2 separate regions of the Homo sapiens genome follow, and region 1 is linked to region 2. A link is an interaction called in ENCODE POLR2A ChIA-PET data of the cell type or tissue named here. Cell type or tissue: PC-9. All regions are shown on one strand. Each heading gives the region's core, and the rest is flanking DNA. Links, peaks and the distances in the headings are about the cores only.

Region 1 (4,396 bases), core at 65-4,064, 380 kb before region 2:
GAAAGGGAAGCACATGATCATGGGAATGATAGCCCAGAACAAAAAGAAATCTTGTCTTACCACAGTGTTTTATAGGAGAGATTGGGAGAAATCATCCTGTTTTCTCTGTGACCTGATTTCAGAAGAGACTGATCCAAAAATTATAACGGCAGGGAACCTAGTGCATTTGGCACTGAGATTTAAATGCAACCAGAATTGTCCTCAAGGCCCAGCCATAAAAGCATTGTCTCTCTCGACCTTCTGGTATCTTGTTAGAGAGCTTTTCACTGTGAGGAAGTGTGGAAAAATAGCTCTGTGTGTGTGTGTGTGTGTGTGTGTGTGTGTGTGTGTAATCTGTTAGGTTGGGGATAGGTTTTCTGCTAGCCAATATTAAAAGAGACCTGCAATAAAAAAATTACCCTGATCTGATAGAAAGCAAGTGTTTTTGTATGTGTGGGTGAATGTGTGTTCATGCCCGTATATGTCTACACACAGATGACAAATTATATTTGAAATCGTTGGAAAATAAATTCAGATCAAAATGCCTTTCAGGCCCATTACCTAGAAATCTATCTTAAAACCTGGGTATGTTCCTAAGGTCATTTCTTTGCTTATGCTAAATTAATTACAATTATGAATGGAGGATATTCTACTGTACTTTTTTAAAAAGAAACTATTTTTGTGTTTGAAAGTGAAACCAACATCCAGATCTATAGCAGAGTCCTTATTCTTCTCATAAATCTTTTTACTTTGGCTACAAATAGATGATGGTATGATTCTATTATATATTTTATATAAAATCCATCCAAATTAAGTTTTGGGTAAGTGTGTTGTTTAATCTGAACTATAGTAACTTAATACTCTAAACAATAGTTCACTCCATTTGGTCCTTTCTCCACAGATGTAATTATGTTTTCAACTCAGGAACTATGGCAAGGAACTTTCCCCAGATCAAATTCTATTAACGCTGAGATACAAGTCATCCATGCACAGCCACTATCATACCCTTTATTCTCACTGAAAGGCAGAACTCAGAACCTGTTATTTTATGTCTGTAATCATGTACTTTGGCATCTTTTGGAGGAAAGGGGCAGGATAACTCACTGGAATGTACAGTATTTTGCTAGTGCATTTCAAGGAATGGAATCTTCTCCAGTATGAAATTACCAGATATAAAATAATGTAATGATGCTGAGGATATAAGCTTTTAGAAGGTAATTTGATGGTATTTCTTTCTCGAATGAAAAGCTGCTGGTTTACCCTCAACCCTATTCATTAGCATTACCATGAGTGAATTTATATCTAATTATTTCCACTTGCCCTGTTCTCTTCACACCAAGGAAGCTCCAGATCCAGTATCTTGTTTGGCCTCAAAACAGAAGCAGCTTCTTTTGTCTCCCAGCAGTAGTGAGCCACTCAGTCTCTTCCACAGGAAGTTTGGAGCCTACATTCCTTGAGTCAGGAGCTTATTACAGAAAAACCCCGTTTCCCTGAACTTTTGGCTAACAGAAATTAATTTAACTGACATGCATATTGATTCTGAAATTTTTTTCCTAAGTTTTTTTCATTTTTTTGAATGAGTTTTTTAAATTTTTTAGATGACCAAAACTTGCAGGGCAGGGGATGCCCAGAAGAGTGGTGAGATAGTAAAACACTTATTCCCTCATCCTTTCAGGTTTTCAGGTTGCCCATTTATATTCATTTACATGTCATTTGACTGTCTCACTTTTTACCCAGAACAGTAACAACCCACACCGTCTTCCTTCAGGGATTTCCAACTGGCACTCTGTGGGTGCTACACAGAATGCAATTTAATGGATATTTCTCAGCCTGGTTCAGAATAAATTGATCCTTTGATCCCAGAAAGTATATACTGAAGTGTGGGATAAAGATTATGATTAGGGGAGGGTTGGAGACAAAAGCTGTAAATTACTATGGCTGATTTATTTCTACTATATACATATATATTTTTTGCTTTTGTATATCCTATATAGGAAACTAAGCATTGTATTTTTTTTAACAAATCTAAAAAAGCACTATGAACTACAGGTGTTTGACTTTCAAAATATATTTTGTATTGTTAATATCTTCACATTGTGTGAATACTGGAAGCTGCAGATCTTTGCTAGGACGCAATAAATTTATATACTTTTTGAGGGGTTCTTCTGGGGTGCTAATCAGGCCCCTGTTATGCTTAGGGGGAGCCCTGGTGCTACTTGCTTGAAGTTTTCAGTGTAAGTACCCTGATGCCTTTTGGACCTTGGGATCAGATCAAGAGTTTTGGAGATCAGGTACCAAGGAAATAAGGACAGTCTAGCTGCCTCAAGTGAGGGGCCCTTTGCATAGCTCTCCTTCCCCCTCACTGAAGCTGGGTAGCCTATTGGGGTTGAGAGGGAAAATGTGAAATCTCAGAATTTATCTCCCTTAGAAGAGAGCCAGTAACTTATGTACAAGGATGAAAGAAAGGTCGCAGCAGTAGCTTTGGGGAAAGGGAGGAAGATATGGCACTTCTCCAACCCCGGAAAACATTGCTTTTGAAAACTGCTGATAAAATATGAGCCGGTTATTACTTCTGTTTGGGAGACTGTGCTCTCTGTGGTGCCTCTCTTGGCTCTACTCCACAGATACCAGACCTCTTCTAAGAGGATGAGCAGACCAGCTTTGAGGTTGACCTGTTTCTCTTTGTCTGCCTTCCCAAAACACCAGCCCCCAGGAAGACATTAAGCAGCCTTAAGCTTAAATTCCTACTCCCTCTTCCAAATTTGGCTCACTTGCCTTAGATCCAAGGCAGGGAAAGGAAAAGAAGGGGGGTCTCTGGCTTTATTACTCCCCTAAGTCTTTACTCTGACTTCCCCAAACCCAGAAAGATTTTCTCCACAGTGTTCATTTGAAAGAGGAGTATTTTGTCCCATTTTCCCCTTCCTCATTATCAAACAGCCCCAGTCTTCCTTGTCTCTGCTAAGAAAGTAGAGGCATGATGATCTGCCTCTCAACTGCCCTAAGTCCTAGCTAAGTATCAGGGGAAAAAAAAAAAAAAAAAGCCTAACAAATGGGATTAGACTAGGGCTGCAAGTAGTGAGGATTTTGTTGATACCTCTGCTGGGATGTGTGCTTTCCCATATCTTGCCTTCAGGAATTACACTGTGCCTTTTCCCCAGGGATATGGGCTCTGTCTACCCAGTGCTCCAGTTTCCCGGTAACTGCTCTTGAACATTGTGGACAAGGGCAGGTCTTCATATTTTTGATCATCCCTTTCTCCCAGTGAAATCCCATAGCCCTTACCTAGAGTCTAGGGCACAAAGACTTCGGGGAAGATACACTGAGATTGACCTGAGGAGACATCTACACACACCAGTGGCAGCTGCCCCAGGGCCTGCTTCCCCTTCCTAAGTCTGTCATCCTCTGGAAGGGATGGGTGGTGCTCCAATCTCTGGTGCCTAAAAACCCAAGTTTATTTCTCTCTTAACACTGGCAATAACCAGTCCACACCACTGTTGCCTTTTAAAACCTCTTAATAATCTCATGCTGTGTTTGTTTTGATTCCAATCCAATTATCACCAGGGCTGTGTGGGTAAATGCTTTTAAATGCTCTCTCATCTTGTTCTTCCCCCTCACCCCCCACTCTTAGGTATGTATGATGCTAATCTTGTCCCTAAGTAAGTTTCTTCCTGCTCCTTTTGTATCTTCCTTTCTTGTCTTTCCTCCTACCTTTTGTCTCTTGGTGTTTTGGGACTTTTTTTTTTTTTTTTTTGGCCTTTTGTACAAAGATTAGTTTCAATGTAGTCTGTAGCCTCCTTTGTAAACCAATTAAAAAGTTTTTTAATAAAAAACCATGTCTCTGGTGTATTGAAGAGGGTTGGGAATGGTGAGAGTGTACGTTTGTAACTTCATACTCTGAACCTAACAAAGGTTTCCAGCTACACTGTGTTGTGCTCCATACATGTTAATTAGTGCAATTGCCCTATATTTAACTCCCGGGTAAATGGTTTCATGACCAGATCAATGTGCCACAACTACACGGAAATGTGGAGGACCAAGACAAACAGGCAACACTAACTTTATTTTTTTTCTCATATGCTTTTTTATTTTGGAATAATTTTAGATTTACAGAAAAGTTGTAAAGCTAGAACAGAGTTTCCATATAATCCTTACCCGTTTCCCTCATTGTTAACATATTACCATGGTACATTGTCAAAATTAAGAAACTGACATCGTGGCCAGGTGTGGTGGCTCACGCTTGTAATCCCAGCACTTTGGGAGGCTGAGGTGGGTGGATCACGAGGTCAGGAGATCGAGACCATCCTGGCTAACACGGTGAAACTGTCTACTAAAAATACAAAAAATTAGATGGGCGTGGTGGCGGGCATCTGTAGTCCCAGCTACTTGGGAGCTGAGGCTGGAGAATGGCGTGAACCCG
Region 2 (4,396 bases), core at 266-4,265:
GCGGGATGTATGTAGGGGTGCTGGGGTAAGGCAGGGAAGCTTGCTAAGGCAGGGATTATAAGAGAGATGCTTTGAATGCAAAGGGGTTTAAACTGCACCATAAAGTAATGCCCTTATTCAAAAGGAAAGCCTCAATAATGGAGGTGGGAAGGCACATGTGTGAAGTTACCCTCTTGCTTACCCTCTGTAAGATATTAAAGAAAAAGGTATAAGCAACCTTTCTGGAAGGGCTGGGCTGGAGTATGGCCTGGATAAATGAGTTACTGTATATATAAGTACCTATGACAGGCACCTAGTAGGGATACTATAAATATCACTTTCTTTTCTTTCTCAGAAGCTAAGGCTAGAGGAAAAGACATTTTGGAGGTACCATGTTGGCCTGAGAAGCTGTGGACCAATTCTGTGACTATCACTGGTTCTGGCTCTTCAGAGATTTCCATTCACAGGGTCAGGAAGTCCTTTATGATATTAAATTTCATCCCATTTTGTTGAAGTTAGACATTTGATCTATTAATCAACCCTTTATTCCTTAGTGTTTCATGAGCACCAGCTAGCTACCAGACACTGTGAAATAGGTGCTAGGAGCCCCATGTCTATTTGTGATACAGAGTTTCAGTATTATGCATGGCGGGTGGAATAGAGATTCAGTAGGGAGTGGGAGTCTCACATGAGATTGTACATATGAGTGTGCTTTGAGAATTGTAAAGGATGATATCGTTGTAAGTGGTATTGATGAGGGGATTGATTTCAGGGTTTGAAGTTCTGCCCTCTAGTAGGGAGTAGAAGGGATTTGGGGCTGGGGGTGGGGTAGAACTCATTCCAACCAGTCCAGTCCTGTTGGGAACATGCTCTGTTCCAGGGAACGCTAGGGCCTAGGACCACAGTGCTGAGTGGTGAAGGACTGGGACTGAAGAAAAATCCTGCTGCTGCCTGGCCCAGGCATATCTGCCATGCTCCCCTTCTGCTTGTTTACTTTCTACTTTCTTTCAAAGAGGGTGAGGCTCTTAGTAAGTCATCTATTTCCTGTCATTCAAGGCATTCAAAAAGTTCCTTCTTTTCAAGGATGCTTTCCTGGACTAGAGGAGAGCTGGTGACTTCCTTGGTCTCACTGTGCCTGGACGTGGAACGCCCCCCCATTTCCTACCCCTCTCCCACCTCAATTTTAAAATTCCGTCCTCCTCTCTCAATTTGCACACGTCTTGGTCCTTATTCTCAATTACATTGACTTCTGTGGGGTATTATAATTTCATATTTCAGCCTATTATCTTTTGATTTTTTCTTTTTTTTGGATTCATTTGTCCTTTATTTATTATATCATTGTGACTATTTTATGAGGCCTTAAAGTGCAAAAGACTATCTATGTAATTTCTCTGTATAACACCCAGCCCAGAAGTATGTGCATATGAACAATGAAGAAAAACTTAATGATGGTACCCTTGTGTCCTGGTGCCTCCTATATCAAATATACATCCCACATTCCCACCTTTGTGATCTTCTACCCATCACTGCCCACCTCCTCCCTCCCCAGGTTGCCCACTCTGTTTTTTATAACTCTGCAACTTGGACTCTTTTTGTGCTTGATTCTGAACATAAAACACTCAAAATATTATTGAGGGGGAGGAGGAGCTCTTAGTTTAAGAAGGAGTCAGGCTATACAAGTCAGAGCCAGATAAATGCAGACAAATAAAATTGTACATTGGATACCAGATACTAAGAGTACATAGTATAAAAGTGGTGTTGGAATTAGAAATTTGACTTACTCAGGGAAGGCTTCCTGGAGGAGAATACTGAGCAGGCTTTGAAAGAAAGAAAGACATAGACCTTTTGAAAGAAAGGAATGGATAGATAAAAAGACATAATAATGTGTCAGAGGTCTATGTCTTTGGAGGCAGAGAGAAGAGAAGCAGATTTGCTTTGCTGAAAGCAAAGAGTGAGCATCGTGGAATCATAGCATAAAGTTAAGCTCTGAAACTTAAGCTGAGGAATAGCGATTTGAAATTAGGGACAATTGTGAGCCACTGCTGGCCTCCCACAAGGGGATAAGTCAGGATGATGGTGAAAGTTAAGGTTGTTGAGTAGAGAATGGATAGATGGAAACCAGAAGCTCTTAGGAGGCTGCTTCTATTGTCTTAATTCTGACCAAAGACTTGGTCAATGATCCGACTAGAGTGTGGGGAGAATAGGGAGGTGAAGGCCTGATGGGTGGGGAGGGGGTGAAGAAACAAGGAACACATTGTTTCCCTAGAGCTTGCATCACAGACTTCTCTTTGAACAAAACCCTCTGTTTTCAGCCTGTGCTGACTCATCCCTCGCCTTTCCCCCTTCTCTACCAGAGGAGCTCTTGCAGCCCTAGTAGACACCTGTTGCCACTGCTGGTGGTCACAATGATGGGACAGGATGTCCCCACTGGCCAGAACTCCTGGATTTTAACCTTTTGTGTTTCTGTTTTGTCTGTTTTTTTAGATCTTCACCTGAGTCCAAAGAAAAATGGAAAGAAACTTTGACACTCACTCTCCTTCTGGGTTGGATGACCCTTGAGTTATTTCAGATTTCATGTGGAGGTGCTAGAATTTCCTGGGCTTTCCTTGGCCATTGTGTTGCTCAGGTCGCTGTCCCCAAGCTTTTTCACAATATCTGTGAGGGGCTGGGAGAGGTGGTGGTTAAGGTTGAGGAGGAGAATGGGCTCCTTGCTGGGGTGTTGAGATCCTTAGACCTAATACCCTAAAAGGTTTATTCAGAAAAGGTAAATAAGATGATGTCAGGCCTAGGAATGGCAGGATGGAGAAAATCATTTCTCCAGACTTGGAGTTTAGGACTACTGGGAGAAACTAGAGTAGGAAGCTTCCTAGAGAAGGGGAGTTGGGATATAACAAATGTGATAAAGTAGGCTAGATGCTGAGGGTTTCAAGAATAAAGATAGAGAGAAAGTCAGCAGTGATTGAGTAGGTTAGTGTTTCTCTCTTAGGTGTATTCCTGTGGGCCTACACAAGCTGAAGTAGGAAGGCCCCTATGTTAGTCCATTTGTGTTGCTATAAAAGAACTTTAGAAAGAAAAGGAGTTTATTTGGCTCGTGTCCTGCAGGCGGTATAAGTAGCTTGATGCCAACATCTGCTCCTGATAAGGGCCTCAGCCTGCTTCCACTCATGGTAGAAAGTGAAGTGGAGCCAGTTTGTGCAGAGATCACATGGCAAGAAAGGAAGCAAGAGGGAGGGGAGGGAAGTGCCAGGCTCTTTTTAACAACCAGCTCTTGTTGGAGCTAATAAGAATGAGAACTCACTTACCACCCCTACTCAGAAGGACATTAATCCATTCATGAGGGATCCACCCCTATGACCCAAATACCTCCCATTAGGTGCCACCTCCAACATTGGGGATCAAATTTCAACATGAGGTTTGGGGTAATAAACATTCAAACTGTAGCAGCCCCCAAAGCAGGTTATCCTACCCAACCTGCCTTACTAGAACCAAACTGAAATGAAGGAAGTGAGTATTTATAGAGCATTTACTAGGTTCTAGGCACTAGTCTACTCTTTCCACATGTTTTCTCATTAAGTTAAATCCTCATTAAAAAACCCATACATGGCCAGCCATGGTGGTTCACGCCTGTAATCACAGCACTTTGGGAGGCTGAGGCAGGTGGATTACCTGAGGTCAGGAGTTCAAGACCAGCCTGGCTAACATGGTGAGACCCGTCTCTACTAAAAATACAAAAGTAGCCGGGCATGGTCGTGGGCACCTATAGTCGCAGCTACTTGGGAGGCTGAGGCAGGAGAATCACTTGAACCCGGGAGGCAGAGGTTGCAGTGAGCTGAGATCATGCCACTGCACTCCAGCCTGGGTGACAGAGCGAGACTCCGTCTCAAAACAAAAAACAAAAAACAAAAAACAAACCCATATACTAGGCACAGAATTTAAGGTCTCAGCTAATAACTGGTGGAGCAGGAAGGCAAACTCACTTTTTCTGACTTAAGAATCATTGCTTTTTCCATGACACTATAATGCATTTCTATTTCAGAAATTCCCTTCTTCAGTTGGGCACTATGGTGTCTTCAATCACATTACATGCATAATCACGTGTGTAAGGCACAACATTAAATGCCATGAGTAAAAAAGAAAGGCAGTCCCTACACTCCAGATGCTTGAAATCATTTGGGGACACACACACACACACACACACACACGCACACAGTATATTTAAGTATGGCATTAGAAAACTATGTCAGTCAGTAAGACAATGCCCTGTGAGTGGTAACCACAATTAAGTGCTATTGGAATTCTGGGAAGGGAGGGAGAATTGTGATGGACTGGCTAGAGAAAACTTCATAGAAGTGGTAGGATTTTAAGAAAAATTTTGAGAATAGACAGAACATTCTACATTAATGAAATGACTCATAGT

Evidence for each region. ChIA-PET counts read pairs that join two places held together with the same protein. Peaks named below come from ENCODE experiments on the same cell type or tissue, not always from the same donor. Only the 100,000 strongest peaks of a DNase experiment are listed, where the experiment ranks them.
Region 1: POLR2A ChIA-PET joins it to region 2 with 7 read pairs; 2 of 35 experiments call an interaction of 5 or more read pairs at or near these places.

The regions. Positions count from the first base shown.
Region 1 is chr12:53,412,638-53,417,033 of GRCh38, forward strand. It overlaps SP1 (Sp1 transcription factor), which reads left to right. Exons shown (of 6, transcript NM_138473.3): 6 at 1-3,809. Among named protein-coding and RNA genes, the nearest start is that of AMHR2, 9.0 kb to the right of the region's middle. In PC-9, for the core only: no CTCF peak of the experiment used is centred there; no DNase peak of the experiment used is centred there.
Region 2 is chr12:53,796,507-53,800,902 of GRCh38, forward strand. All of the region lies in intron 1 of LOC105378250 (a long non-coding RNA gene), which reads left to right. Among named protein-coding and RNA genes, the nearest start is that of CISTR, 47 kb to the left of the region's middle. In PC-9, for the core only: no CTCF peak of the experiment used is centred there; a DNase peak (open chromatin) is centred at 2,275; H3K27ac peaks cover 2,495 bases.